Linked DNA regions of Homo sapiens: region 1 is linked to region 2. A link is an interaction called in ENCODE POLR2A ChIA-PET data of the cell type or tissue named here. Cell type or tissue: B cell. All regions are shown on one strand. Each heading gives the region's core, and the rest is flanking DNA. Links, peaks and the distances in the headings are about the cores only.

Evidence for each region. ChIA-PET counts read pairs that join two places held together with the same protein. Peaks named below come from ENCODE experiments on the same cell type or tissue, not always from the same donor. Only the 100,000 strongest peaks of a DNase experiment are listed, where the experiment ranks them.
Region 1: POLR2A ChIA-PET joins it to region 2 with 5 read pairs; 5 of 35 experiments call an interaction of 5 or more read pairs at or near these places.

What each region holds. Positions count from the first base shown.
Region 1 is chr5:149,537,746-149,545,477 of GRCh38, forward strand. The region is part of intron 2 of CSNK1A1 (casein kinase 1 alpha 1); the gene reads right to left. It also overlaps the pseudogene RPL29P14. Among named protein-coding and RNA genes, the nearest start is that of CSNK1A1, 9.8 kb to the right of the region's middle. RefSeq lists a silencer at 3,228-3,431 and an enhancer at 7,148-7,732. In B cell, for the core only: no CTCF peak of the experiment used is centred there; no DNase peak of the experiment used is centred there; H3K27ac peaks cover 424 bases.
Region 2 is chr5:149,384,996-149,392,727 of GRCh38, forward strand. It overlaps a transcript of IL17B not described here. Among named protein-coding and RNA genes, the nearest start is that of IL17B, 9.6 kb to the left of the region's middle. RefSeq lists an enhancer at 168-668. In B cell, for the core only: no CTCF peak of the experiment used is centred there; no DNase peak of the experiment used is centred there.

The DNA.
Region 1 (7,732 bases), core at 1,269-6,268, 150 kb after region 2:
AGAAGGATACACATGAATAGTCTTAACGGGGTCCTACTGTTGCAATTAACTAAGGCAATCTCTAAATGTTTCAGGGTACTGTTTGGGGCTCATCTCAATATGCTACCCTCTTAAGTAAACATTTATGTCCTCACATAGTTTGAGATTTAGACATCCTTCCTAATTTTCAGCAGGAGACAAATTCACAATTACATGCCAGGCTCACAGCAGATGCTCAAAAAGAATGCAAGCCTCACAAAATCATTGTCTGTTCAATGAAGTGTGCCCAGTTTTTTTTTTTTTTTTTTTTTTTTTGAGACGGAGTTTCGCTCTTGTTGCCCGGGCTGGAGTGCAATGGCGCGATCCTGGCTCACTGCAACCTCCGCCTCCCAGGTTCAAGCGATTCTCCTGCCTCAGCCTCCCTAGTAGCTGGGATTACAGGCATGTGCCACCACGCCCAGCTAATTTTGTATTTTTAGTAGAGACGGGGTTTCTCCATGTTGGTCAGGCTGGTCTCGAACTCCCGACCTCAGGTGATCCGCCCGCCTCGGCCACCCAATGTGCTGGGATTACAGGCATGAGCCACCGCGCCCGGCTGTCCAGTTTCTTAAACTGTGACTGGCACAGGGTAGGTACCCTCAGGTGAATGTCAACTGAATGAAAGAAATGGTTGTTCTCTTCAACGTACTGTACAAGGTGTTGTATGTTAAATTCACCAAGAGAGTCTCAAACTATCAGAGCTCTCGTTTGAAGAATAGAAGCTAACAACACTCACTTCTCTAAGAGGGATAAAAAATAATATTATGGAGGTTCAAAAATGGGAACACTAGGATTTCTGTAAGTACAGCTTGGTGGTAATAATTTCAATCAAGGGCAAACAGCCAAACACAAAACCAAACTCAACCTAACAGTGAATGGCTGGGCACAGCGGCTCACATCTGTAATCCCAGCACTTTGGGAGGCCAAGGCAGCTGGATCACTTGAGACCAGGAGTTCGAGACCAGCCTGGCCAACAAGGAGAAACCCCGTCTCTACTAAAAATACAAAATTAGCCGAGTGTGATGGCGCATGCCTGTAATCCCAGCTACTCAGGAGGCTGAGGCAGGAGGATCACTTGAACCCAGGAGGCGGATGTTGCGGTGAGCCGAGATTGTGCCATTGCACTCCAGCTTGGGCAACAAGAGCGAAACTCCGTCTCAAAAAAAAAAAAAGAAAAAGAAAAAATTAAATGTATATAGATATATAATAAAAGTAGAATTTCATTATTGTACTTGGCACAATAAGAAACACAAGATACCTCTATGAGTAAGACAGTTCTCTCCTTCAAGGAGTTTCTAGAATGCATTATTGTAGGAATGCATCTGAAACATGTGAAGAGGTAAATGGTTTCATACATCGATTTTAGACACTTTCCAGAAATCAAAGCATTTGATTACATGGGATTATATGTACTTTCTGGTACTTTCCAGTATCATGATGCCTATTACAGGATTTCCTGAATTAATTCTAAGAGGAAATATATAAATTAAGAACACAGCCTTACAGCCTGAGCAACACAGTGAGACTCTATTTCTAAAAAATAAAAATAAAAATTAGCCAAGTATGGTGGTGTATGCCTGTAGTCTCAGCTACTTAGAAGGCTGAGATAGGAGGATCACTGGAGCCCAGGAGTTCAAGGCTGCAGTAAGCTATGATTGAGCCACTATACTCCAGGCCTAGGCGGCCGAGCAAGAACCCAACTCTTAAAAAAAAAAAAAAGAAAGAAAAGAGTATAGCCTTATTAGGTTGTAATTCTAGGAAAAGATGGGGGTTGATGGGGGTGAGTAGCAAAGCAAAAATTATTGTTATTAATTATTAATATACTATATTTTGGGGATTAATAACAATTATTAATTGTTACATATCAGAATCACCTGGGGAGCTTTTAAAAATCATGATACCTACGTCATATCCCAATTTAATTAAATCAAAATACTTGCAGTTAGGGATTAGTTGTCTTTTTTTTTTAACTTTGCCATTTGATTCCATTTGCAGCAAAATTTGAGAACCACTGGTAGAGCTGAAAGATGCAGTAGGACCTGTACAAATCACACATCAGCTGTGTGACTTTAGGCAAATTAACCACTTTGACTCACATACTTTATAAGAAACACCAACTTACAAGATTGGTGTAATGATTAAATGAGACCGTATGCAATGCCTGGATAATATTGGACTCTTTTTGTTGCATGCAGAGGGAAAAAAGAATGTTTAGCCACACTGAATTCAACCAATTATTCCCTTATTTCAAAAGTACTTATCAACATTACAAATAAATAAAAGGCAATTATACCTTAAAATTAGAACAAATCATTACATCAGAGAACAAGAGGCATCTTTTGTCCTACTGATTCCATCAATATATACTACACATTAAAAAACCCTTAAGACCTTGTTGGGCTTTCGAAAACCCTTTTACAAGTAAGAACTGACTTTACAAATTATAGAATTCATTCTATTAATAGGTTCAAATCTAGATGGCATCACAGGCAGAACCCTGACTCATAATACAATGCTCTTTCCATTTCCCTTTATGTTGAGGATTGAAATGTACTCTCTTCAGCTAAACCGTTTTGTGTAGCACTTCCAAAATCCCCATTAAAGGGCCATAACATACCCCACTGCTCACACCGACAAGAAAAAGGCAGTATTTTAGTTCTTCAAAGGAGAGCAAGGTAAAGATCTCAATTATCACTGAATACCATATTTACTACCATCACCTGCAACACAACCACCATCTGATAATTTTGTCAGATAAATCCTATAATGTACCTCATGGTGATAAACAGACTATTAATCTATAGTAAAACCAACACCAAAATAATGCTTAACTGGGGACTGGGGAGAAAAATAAGGCTTAGCTGTAATCCAAAAGACAGACTTAAAAAATAAATAAATAAAATAAAACTAACACTGTCACAGAATAGAACTTACCAAGGATGAGCAATGTGTGCATACAAAAAAAAAATCAAATAGTCCTTATCTCAACAGAGATGTAGGTTACACCAACATATGCATTTGTCAAAACTGATCCGGCAGGGTATGGTGGCTCACACCTGTAATCCCAGCACTTTGGGAGGTCGAGATGGGCGGATCACAAAGTCAGGAGTCCAAGACCAGCCTGGCCAATACGGTGAAACCCCATTTCTACAAAAATACAAAAAAAATTAGCCGGGTATGGTGGCGGGCACCTGTAGTCCCAGCTACTCCAGAGGCTGAGCAAGGAGAATCACTTGAACCCAGGAGGCGGAGGTTGCAGTGAGCCAAGATTGCGCCACTGCACTCTGGCCTGGGCAACAGAGCAAGACTGCATCTCAAAAAATAAAATTAAAAATAAAAATCCCACTAAAACATGCATTAGTTTATGCTATGTTAATACTGGTCAACCAATTTTGTTTTTTTTTTTTGAGATGGAGTCTCCATCTGTCACCCAGGCCAGAGTGCAGTGGCGTGATCTCAGCTCACTGCAACCTCCGTCTCCTGGGATCAAGCAATTCTCCTGTCTCAGCCTCCCGAGTAGCTGGGATTGCAGGCACCTGCCACCATGGCCAGCTAATTTTTGTATTTTTAGTAGAGACAGGATTTCACCATGTTGGCCAGGCTGGTGTCAAACTCCTGATTTCAAGTGATCCGCCCGCCTTGGCCTCCCAAAGTGCTGGGATTACAGGTGTGGCATGAGCTACCACACCCGGCCAGTCAACCAAAATTTTAAGAGCCATCTGAGATTGAAATTAGAAACAAAAACAGTAACACAATAAAGCATCATTTTACCTGTGTGCATACACTGAACACCAAGTTAAATGATGAAAGTTATGAAGACACTCATTCTTGACAGCAAAAATCCCTGGTGAACAGTGACAGATCATGAGAAAACCAAGACTTAATGATATTTTAGGTACAGCTTAAATATACTTTAAAACAAAATGATCTAGCCAGGTGCGGTGGCTCACGCCTGTAATCCCAGCACTTTGGGAGGCCGAGGCAGGTGGATCACTTGAGGTCAGGAGTTCGAGACCAGCCTGACCAATATGGTGAAACCTCATCTCTACTAAAAAAAATTAGCCAGGCATGGTGGTATATGCCTGTAGTCCTAGCTACTCAGGAGGCTGAGGCAGGAGAATCACTTGAACCTGGGAAGTGGAGGTTGCAGTGAGTCAAGATCACGCCATTGCATCCCAGCCTGGGCAACAGAGAAAGACTGCATCTCAAAAAAAAAAAAAAAAAAAAAAAAAGATCTAGGTCCAGAAATGACTAAAGCCAAGGATCCTTGATCCCTGGGCCACTGACCGGTATCCAGTATAGAAGCGAAGTGAAGCTTCATCTGTATTTACAGCCACTCCCCAAAGCTGGCATTACCGCCTGAGCTCAGCCTCCTGTCAGATCAACAGAATTAGATTCTCATAGGAACGCAAACCCTGCTGTGAACTGCACATCAGAGGGATCTAGGTTGTGCATTCCTTATGAGAATCTAATGCCTGACGATCTGTTACTGTCTCCCATGACCCCCAGATGGAAGCAGGTAGTTGCAGGAAAGCAAGCCCAGGGCTCCCATTGATTCTACATCAAGGTGAGTTGTATAATTATTTCATTATATGTTACAATGTAATAATAATAGAAATAAAGTGCACAATAAATGTAATGCACTTGAATCATCTCAAAATCATTCCCACCCCCACCCCACCCCCTACTTGCTCCAGTCTGTGGAAAAACTGTCTTCCACGAAACCTGTCCCTGGTGCCAAAAAGGCTGGGGACCACTGACTAAAGCCAAGGAATAACCCACATACTTTACATGGGTTCAAGCATTTACTCCGAAATGAGATACAAATTTATATATATATATATATATATATATATATATATATATATATATATATGTATATATATATATATATATATATATATATATGTATATATATATATATATATATTTTTTTTTTTTTTTTTTTTTGAGACAGAGGCTCGCTCTGTCACCCAGGCTGGAGTGCAGTGGCATGATCTCAGCTCACTGCAACCTCTGCCTCCCGGGCTCAAGCAATTCTCCTGACTCAGCCTCCCAAGTAGCTGGGACTACAGGCACACACCACCATGCTTGGCTAATTTTTGTATTTCAGTAGAGATGGGGTTTCACCATGTTGGCCAGCCTGGTTTCGAACTCCTGACCTCAGGTGATCCGCCCGTCTTGGCCTCCCAAAGTGCTGGGATTACAGGTGTGAACCACTGCGCCTGGCCACAAATTAATAATTTCCAGCAAGTTTTTATCCTGCAATCCACAGATTCAAAAGGGAGAATAAGAACACCCTGAATCGTAAGCATCTAATTAAATACAAATAGGTTACTTATATTTATGTAAGAGCTCTTCAGCTTGTCTATGAGGCAAAATGCCAACAAGTGAAGAAGTACAGGATGGCTCTCCAGTATCAAATGAAACGATGTGGAGTGTGTGAGAGGGCATGATTTGACCTTGACATAAGGGTGATAATGATTCTCAGAAGAACTGGAAGTTAGGACACTCCAGTAACTCCCCTGAGATTCAACAGTCTAATTTGTATTAGTAGGAATAGGGCTATATACATCTCTAACATTTTGTCCAGCTTAAAATGCTACCTAGCATTATTACATTATCTCATAAGCCAGTATAAAGCAGCTCTAGTATACCATGAATTCAGTTTCCCTTCAAGTTAAAAAGCACATTTCTCGTGATCTGTGACGTACGTTTTTCTGGTTTTTTTTTTTTAGTCCAAGCTAAGCATGGACACTGTAATATATCTTAATGAAGACATATCCAATGCAGCGTCATCTTTATTCTCTGATAACAGCCATTATGTTATTCACAGGATATATGCTCAGTGCCAAAGATAAGATTAAGCTGCTTTTAAAAGTGAAGAGTAAGGATTAACTAGTGCTTTATAAATACGTTCTAAAACATTTGACCTTCAGACACAGAGGGCAAAAATAGTGATTAAAACACACTAGGCAGCTGGGAGAGGTGGTATTCATCTGCAGTCCTAGCTACTCAGGAGGCTAAGAGGCAGGAGGATCATTTGAGTCCAGGAGTTTGAGGCTGTAGTGTGCTATTATCATACTTCTGAATAGCCACTGCACTCCGCCCGGGTGACAGAGCAAGAACCTGCCGCTAAAAATAAAAATAATAAAAGATGAAAGAAAAATAGGAAAAACAAGAAAGGAAGGCAAGTAGTAGACACAATATCAAACTGCTGGAATGCTTTTTTTCTAGCTACTATCCTTTGAAAATAGGTCTTAAAATTCCAGGACTAAAAGTCCTTAGGATCAATGAGGCCAGTGACACTTTTAAGTAGGGAACCCTTGTTCAAACAAAACCCTACCCAAAAGCTCAGTATGCAAAGGCAAATGGAAATGAGTATTTAGCTGGCAAAAGAAGGGTAGGCAGCCCTAAATCTTTCTATTCAGCACTCTCCTTCCCATTAGAACAATCCTTTTTTTATGTTCTAAATGAGGAAACAGATGGGCTTACACACATTAAGGAACTGACTGACTGTAGATGACCCAGTCAATATCACATGGCAGATCTACAGCTCAAACCTCCAAAACCTATCTAGATAAAGAATTTTTCGGTATGTCATAGTTGTTTCTTGGGTCATTGCACGGTGGCTGATGCCTATAATCCCAGCGCTTTGGGAGGCTGAGGCAGGAGAAGTACTTGAGCTCAGGAATGCAAGACCAGTCTGGGCAATATAGCAAGAGCCCATCTATATAAAAAAAATTTAAAAAAATTTTTAAATTGTTCCTTTGGAGAACTTAATTCAATTTAGAATGGAACACACAAAAAAAGGTTTTAACAGAAACTCAATACAGCTGACCCTTGAACAAAAGGGGCTTGAAATGCACAGGTCCACTTGTACACAGGTTTTTTTCTGCCTCTGCTACCCAAACAAGATCAACCCCTCTTCTTCCTCCTCAGCCCAAAGTGAGGATGATGAGGGTAAAGAGCTTTATATATATATATATATATATATATATAGTTATTGACCAATCATGTTATTGGTGAAGCTTCCAGTGAACAGTAGGCTAGTAGTAGTTAAGCTTTTGGGGAGTCAAGTTATACTTGGGGCCAGGTGCAGTGGTCCATGCCTGTAATCCCAGCACTTTGGCGGGCCGAGGTGGGTGGATCATCTGAGGTCAGGAGTTTGAGACTAGCCTGGCCATCACTGTGAAACCCCGTCTCTACTAAAAATACAAAAATTAGCTGGGTGTGGCGGCGCGCCTGTAATCCCATGAACCTGGGAGGCAGAGGTTGCAGTGAGCCAAGATCACACCATTGCACTCCAGCCTGGGTGACAGAGCAAGACTCCATCTCAAAAAAAAAAAAAAAGTTACACTTGGATTCCTGACTGTGGGGCACAGTGGGAGTGGGCTGGGGTTCAGTGCCCCTAACCCCAGCACTGTTCAAGGGTCAACTGTAATTTTAAGTGAGCTCTCACATATTAATTGACAAGGTCCAAGAATTTTCTTTCTTTTTTTTTCCCCTGCCTCAGGTTTATTTGTACTAATAGCACAGGAGGACCCCAGCCCCATAAAGACGGCAGCCCAGGGGGGTTGCATCAGTCCTTCTGTCCTCACGTTGGCAGACAGAGATACCTACTCCGAAGCCTTTGTAGGGGCCTGAGAGCCTTTGGGAGGAGCCTGAGCTGGAACTGAAGCTGGAGCTGCAGCCTGGGCCTTGGTTGATCCTT
Region 2 (7,732 bases), core at 1,528-6,527:
CCTCCCAGGTCCCTGTTAAGCAATTCTCCTGCCTTAACCTCCCAAGTAGCTAGGATTACAGGCATGCGCCACCATGCCCAGCTAATTTTTGTATTTTTATTAGAAACAGGGTTTCACCATGTTGGACAGGCTGGTCTTAAATTCCTGACCTAGAGTTCGACACCAGCCTGACCAACATGGAGAAACTCCGTCTCTACTAAAAATACAAAATTAGCCGGACGTGGTGGCGCATGCCTGTAATCCCAGCTACTCAGGAGGCTGAGGCAGGAGAATCGCTTGAACCTGGGAGGCAGAGGTTGCAGTGAGCCAAGATCGTGCCATTGCACTCTAGCCTGGGCAACAAGAATGAAACTCCATCTCAGAAAAAACAAAAAAAAATCCTGACCTCATGATCCGCCTCAGCCTCCCAAAGTGCTGGCATTACAGGCGTGAGCCACCGTACGCGGCCAGTTTTTGAGCTTTTAAAGTTCCCTTCTAGCCTTGAGAGGTCCAGATCTGATGTCCAAGGCCTCAGGCCCCCATGTGGGGCTGTCAGGCCTGCTGTAACTCACCCAGACCTGGGACAGGAAGGAGTGCGAGAGAGCCTGTGGGGGACGTGGAATAAACAGCCTGTCTCCAGGGCAGACAGAGGCGCCAGGCCCCCTGCCCACTGGAGTGTCCTCCCCTCAGTCCCGGGGGATGTTTATCCTCTGCTCAGAGTTTACAGGACGTCTGGATTCACAAGATCTGGAATTCTGACTTTTCCCCCAAAGCTGTCAGCGTCTCCTCTGGCTGGGTGGGTCTGGGTCTGTTTTGGGTGGAAGGCCCCAACCCTGCCCTCAGCAGAAGCAGGAAACGGGTACAGAACAAAAAAAGTCCTCTTCAGCCCCCCAGAGCCGCTCCTGGCAGAGGAAGAGGCCACATCTGTGGGGACGTGAGAAGAAAACGTCAACATCTCCCAGCAGCTGCGTAGGGAGAGGAGTCCTGGGGGCTCATGGGTGGCAGGGGCTCATGGGTGGGGCAGAAAGGACTTCTTTTGCAGGTTGGGTTCAAAGGCCTGCACCCCGAACATTAAGCTACAAACCGATGGTACTTATCAAAGTCTGCCTTGCATATTGGCCTCTGTTGTTGGGTCAGAGAGTGCTGTTTTTATTGTGGTTGTTTTGGTGTATTGTGTGAGTGCAAATTTGTGGGTGGTGTCTTGTATGTGTGTGTTTTGTTATTGTTTTAAGAGCCATCAGGTAGGAGCTGTTCACAGACAGCAAGCATGTCTTACTCACAGATGCGGCTCTCAGCACCTGGCTCAGGGAGCTTGGGGCTGGCTTGCGATTAGGGCAGGATTAGCAGAGGAACGTCCTGAGAGCTGTGCACAACACAACACTTAGAGCACAGGCAGCAACTCTGACACACATCACATCACCCTTGATGGCCGTAGCCAAGGCCTCTATCCTCATCCTCCTGACCCCTAGAAAACTCACAGGCGTGAATCTCCCCCTGGACTCCCTGCAGGAGCTTATCTCTGTGGCCTGAACTGTTAGGAGGCAATGTTGACAAGCTGCTTCTGGTGGAGGTTTAAATATCTTGCCTAGGATGTTCTATAAGTTTCTAGGAGCTGTGACCTTCAAGGAATTAGCCTATGGACGATGAAGGACCTTTGAGAGTTATTGAGGAGGGTTCATTCCAATTCATTTCACAAATATATATTGAACACCTACTATGTGCCAGGCACTGGGGATATAGTGGTGAACAACTAAAATAGTTCTTGTGTCACCAGGCTGGAGTGCACGGTGGTGCAATCTTGGCTCACTGCAACCTCTGCCTCCCGGGTTCAAGCGATTCTCATGCCTCAGCCTCCCAAGTAGCTGAGGTTACAGGCATGCACCACTATGCCTGGCTAATTTTTGAATTTTTAGTACAGATAGGGTTTCATCATGTTGGCCAGGCTGGTCTTGAACTCCTGAACTCAAGTGATCTACCCGCCTCAGCGTCCCAAAGTGCTGGGATTACAGACATGAGCCACTGTGCGTGGCCTATTCCTGAGCTTATGTTCTAATGCAGGATGAGGAATCTAACAGTATCGATATTTTAGGACCAGCCCACAGCTCAGGGGCTCTTGCTGGGCCCCTCTCCTCTCAGTCCTGTGCACCTCCTGCATGCATGGGAACTGCTGGATCTTCTGGGAAGCCCATGACCTCAGCCCTCGGGGCATGTGGAGGAAGGTACAATGTCTCCAGAATGTGAAATCTTGCCAAATTTCCATTGGAAGGTCAGTTCTCATAAATACTGTGAGGAAAGAGGAAGAAATGGCTAGTGTGGAATCTGACCATTTCCAAAGTCTGGTTCCCAGGAAAGAAGCCTCGGTAATTGCTCTAATGTGAGAAGGCAGCTTCAAGGTTTATGGCTGTGGGAGATGGAAGGTGTCCAGCCAAGGACCCACGCAGATGCTGATGACAATTGCGTGATGGTAAAAGGGTTACCCCTGAAGCACTCTACAATTTGAAAAACACTTTTAGCTCAGGCGCCGTGGCTTATGCCTGTCATTTCAACACTTTGAGAGGCCGAGGCAGGAGAATTGCTTGAGGTCAGGAGTTCAAGATGAGTTCTGGCAACATAGCGAGATCCTCGTCTCTACAAAAAAATAATTTAAAAATTAGCCAGGCGTGGTGGCATGCATCTGTAGTCCCAGCTACTCAGGAGGCTGAGAGGCGAGAGGATCACTTGATCCCAATAGGTCAAGGCTGCAGTGAGCCGAGATCACACCACAGCACTCCAGCCTGGGTGACAAAGCATGCCCCTGTCTCAAAAAAAAAAAAAAAAAAAAAGGAAAGAAAAAGAACACTTTTACATCCATGACTTTTATTTACTTGCTGGATCAACACGTGAATGTAAGTATTTTACAGAAGAAGAAATTGAGGCCATACAGTGAGGAGAAAAGGGACAGAGCTTGGGATGTAAGTTGGGCCCCTGAGGTCCCTTTAACCATCAGCTACCCTAACCTTTGCCCCAGCTTAGGGAAAGTGAATGAGCACTGGAACCAGCAGCAGTTAGAGGTGGGTGCCTGTCATTAGGCAGCAGACACAGAGCACCGAAGGATATCCAAGTTATTTCTGCCATGGTCAGCTGTGCTTTATGGACAAATCTACATTGGAGAGAAATGTGTCTGGTGAGAGGGCTCCATGCCAGAGGGATAAGTTTTCTGAGTCAGCTCTGGAGAGAATTCAGGGGTCAGGCTGACCCTGATCTTTCTCTCCCCAGCAGTGTGCTCTTAGAAAAACCTAGGATTGTTTGGCCCTTCAGTCTGGCCATCACATGGCTATGTTCATAAATTCTTGTCTTCCATATTGGGATTCCCTTGTATTCTATCCCATTATCTCAACCACAGAGCTAGCTCTGACCCTGGCATTCCAGAATCACCTACAAATCTTCTCATTTTTTAGTCAATTTCTTAGACTCAAGCTCAACAGGATCATCAGGATCATTGTGCTGGCTTCTCAGTGATACTATTGTATATGCTCCCCAGCCTTTTATTAGCGTTTTAAATGTCTGTCTCCCTGCTTCTTCCATCTGCTGACTGCAAACTGACTCTTTGCGAATATACAGAGCAAAACTGTTCCCTCAGCCCCAAGGCAAGCAGTATCGGTCAGTATAGGCCAAGTTGCACTGCAGTAACAAGCAACCCCCAAATCTAAGAGGCTCGACCCAGCAAAAGTGTCCTTATCCCTATGCTACATAGCCTGTGCAGGCTAGCAGGGCATGCTGCGCTTATCAGAATCATGCAGAGACATGGTGATGGAAACTTCATCACAACACTTGCTTCCACAAGTACAAAAACAGAGTCAGAGGTCTGTAGACAACAGATCTGCAGAGGTCAAAAATCAGGTTCTGGAGTCTCTGCCCCAGCCACATATTTCCTTTGAGCAAATTCATCTCCTTAATTGTCAGTTCCTCATCTGTTAAATGAGGACAATGAGAAAGTACTGACTTCACAGGTTTGCTATGAGGCTGAGAGGATGGGTGTAAGGCCATAACGTAAAGTCTAGTTCACAGGAAGAACTCAGTAAATGTCGGCTGATAGGAAGTTGGCAGAATATTCTGTTCACTTAATTGTGGCTACCATCTCCAGAGAGAACAACCCTGGTTCTTTCCACTGTTCCTTGCTTTAACCAGTTTAATTTCTTTGAAGAGTTAAGGAATTGTCTCTTCCTAATTAATTGTCAATGTCATATTATTTTTGATGCATTTTTATCCCATCAGAGAGATTCAAAGCTGAGGCAGAAAAAGGTCTATGTGTCTTGCTAACCCCAAACTAGATTTATCCAGTTCAACTTTCATTACCAAGTCTTTGTGAGAAGTCCAAAGAAGGAAGATCAAATTTGGAAAAGAAACTTTGCTTGATATAAAACTCAATGGCAGAGAGACAGAGAAATCAAACTGGAATGTCAGAATTGGAGGGGACTTTTGGAACAAGAGCCATCATCTCCTCTCTTTTACAGATGGGAAAACAGAAGTCCAGAGAGGAAAAGAGACTGATAGAGTGTCACACAGCAATTCAGTGTCAGAGTTGGGACCAGAATCTACTTCCTTTAATCCCAGTCATGGGGCTTTCCATGTACTACATAAGGGGACAACATTCTTCAGCACTGGGATGGGGAGGAGGGGATCTCCTGGAATTATAGCTTGTCCTCATTTCACAGAGTTGTACTCCAGCAGAGCTGTAAAGTTAAGAGTCCTATAAACATTACCTTATTAAGGCTTCTTAGAAACCCAAGGTCACAAATCCTCTGGATCATGGGACATGAGCTGAGCATCCAGTGAACAAACAGATGGTAATGTTACATTTTTCACTTCGTTAATGCAACCTGGCTTCTAATTATAGGATTTGTTTAACGGTCCTGGGTGGTTTACGAAGGCTTGGAGTCAGCCTGCAGCCCTGAGCATGGCTGAGGAGTATCAGACCGGGAGACATGGGCAGGGGTTGGGGCCTCAAGGCAGGGAGGGGAGACGAGGACAAACAGAGTCAACTTCAGCCAAGGCCTGGAAGGGGATATTTAATTTTCCCTAGTCCCACTAACCGAGTTGCTCCCAGTTGGAAATCATTTCTAATAACGTCTCTGGTGCCATAACCCTTTCATACATGGGTGGTGAATATGAATTTGTTCTACAGGAGGCAGGTGAAATAATTATCATGTTACTCTAGTCATCCATGTCAAATTGAATTCCCCTGCTATTACTGGTATTAGTGACCCCCCCCCTCCCTGTCCCTGGGGAAAGATGGGTCAGGGGCCTGGCTCCATCTCTTTGTCCGTCACTATAGTTAAGCTCATGATCTAAGGAGGCAACAGGTGGGGACTGGTCGGGGACAGAATGGGATCATTATGAAGATGAAAGGCTCCCAGTCTCATGCAGCCAATCTGGGATACAAGGGTCTTGTGAAGACTCTCCCACGCCCAGATGCTTAAGGTCCAGCCCAGCTACCACGTAGTGACACCCCCCTCCTCATTCAGGGCTCTGTTGCAAGCTCAGCCTGGGCCCCCACCACTTAAGGAAACCCCCCCAAACCCTCATCATGTCCCAAGTTTTCCAAATCTCACAGCACCTCCATCCCTGAGTTAGCACACACACACACACACACACACACACACACACACACACACACAGAGATACACAAGGCCCTCCAAGTCCCTTCGCCAACCCAGCTCTGAAAACGCTTAAAGCTAGGTAAGTGATTTCCAAAGTAGGGTGTCATTTGAGGCTTAGGAAGACTATCAGGTCTTCTATTTTTACCTCTGTCTTTTCTCATTTCTATTTTTTATTTGTGTTAAAGGAACATATTAGTATAATAGCTCTTTATAGAATTTATAAATAAATATTTATTTTTAAAAATAACTTTAAATTAAAATTTTTTTAATAAACTGTTATTTATTGTTAGGAGTTTATGGTCAAAAAGGGTTGGGACCCCTGGACCAGGATTTTGGTTTTTTGTGGGGAGTTTTTCCTTTGTGTTTTGTTTTGTTTTGAGAGAACCTGATTCTGTCACCCAGGCTGGAGTACAATGGCGCTATCTCAGCTCACTGCAATCTCCACCTCCCAGGTTCAAGCCTCCCACCTCAGCCTCCTGAGTAGCTGGGATTACAGGCACCTGCCATCATCCCCAGCTAATTTTTGTATTTTTGTAGAGATGGGATTTTACCATGTTGGCCAGACTGGTCTTGAACTCCTGACCTCAGGTGATCTGCTCGTCTTGGCCTCCCAAACTGCTGGGATTACAGACGTGAGCCACTGCGCCCAGCGTTGGACCAGGATTTTGAACACAAAGCCTCTTAACTCTGGGTGGGATGGTCCCAGCCTGTCGGGACTGGGAAGAGCAGGGAGAAAGACACCCAGGCTTAGAGGCATGGAGAACCTCAGCCACGGGGGTGTCACCAAGTGACTGCCTGCCCCAGGCACAAAGTCTCTTTCCTTTAACACCAGGATAAAATGGCTTCAGTTCCCAACCCACACAATCAGAGAATGCAGGGAATTCTTCCCAATTTTAGAGTTTTAGGGGGCTTAAGTTTCTCCTAAATTAGTCCTTGGCACAGCCTGCTGTTTCACAGTGCTGGCTCCTGATTTGGGCTCCTGTCTCTGAGGCTACTACCCATTCCTCCAACCACTGGGCCCCCTAAGCACCTCTCCTTCATCTCTCAAGTGTCATTCCTGGGAATGCAATTCTGGAAGCATGGCAGGCCCGTCACTGAGCTGTCAGTGGAGGAGGGTGATTGAACTGTGTGCAATGGAGGACGGCGACTGGCCGGTGTGCAATAGAGGAGGGTGACTGACTGGTGTGCATGACTTCACCATTGGCTATAAGCTCTGCAAGCCTAAAGGTCACTGTCGTGACCCCAGGAACTTCTCATCGGCCTTGTCTCACATTAGTCCTCAGCCTCCTACAGTTCCCAGGCCTCCTCCTTCAAAGGATGTCCTCCTTTCTCCCCATGCCCTGCCCTCTTCCCCAGCTTCTCATCCCCTTACTCTCTCTCCCAGGCTGCCTGGAGAAACTCAAAATTTCTGTGACACAGGCCTCTTGTACATTGCAAGTGGGAGTACACAATGGTTACAACCTCCATGAGGGAGGTGGGTAACGGGATAGAGTAATATCTATGAGAATCACAAATGCACAAGGACTTTGATCCAACAATCGCTCTTCTACGCCTTTGTCCAACAGAGGCAGCCCCATGTGGAAATGACACAAAGACCAGGACAGGCTTTGCAGCATTGTTTGTAATCACAAAGGACTTTTACTTCTATCTTTTCTAATTTCTATCTTGTATTTGTGTTAAAGGAATCTGTTAGTACAATAGCATCCTCAAAGTGCTCATCCTTATAGGATGGGTTGCATGACTTATGGCACTTCCGTGCAGTGGAACCCTATCCAACCATTCAAAGAATGAGGCAGCCCGCTGTAGAATGATACACTCCAATAGCCAATAGCTGTTATTAAGTAAATGAAGTAAGGTGCATAAGAATGTGAATAGTACACCCCAATCTGTACCCCAAAAATGCAGGGACTGTACATATGTATACTTGTAAGTGTATGTGCTTGCATTTGCATAGACTCTCTGGAAGTCTATATAAAAATTTAGAGTGATTTTCTCTGGGGAGGGGAATGGGTTGATAAGGGAGTGGGGTTAGAAGGGAAGTTACTCTTCACAGAACACCCTTTGTACCTCTGTGATGGTGACAATGTATAGATATTATCTATTCAAACAATAAA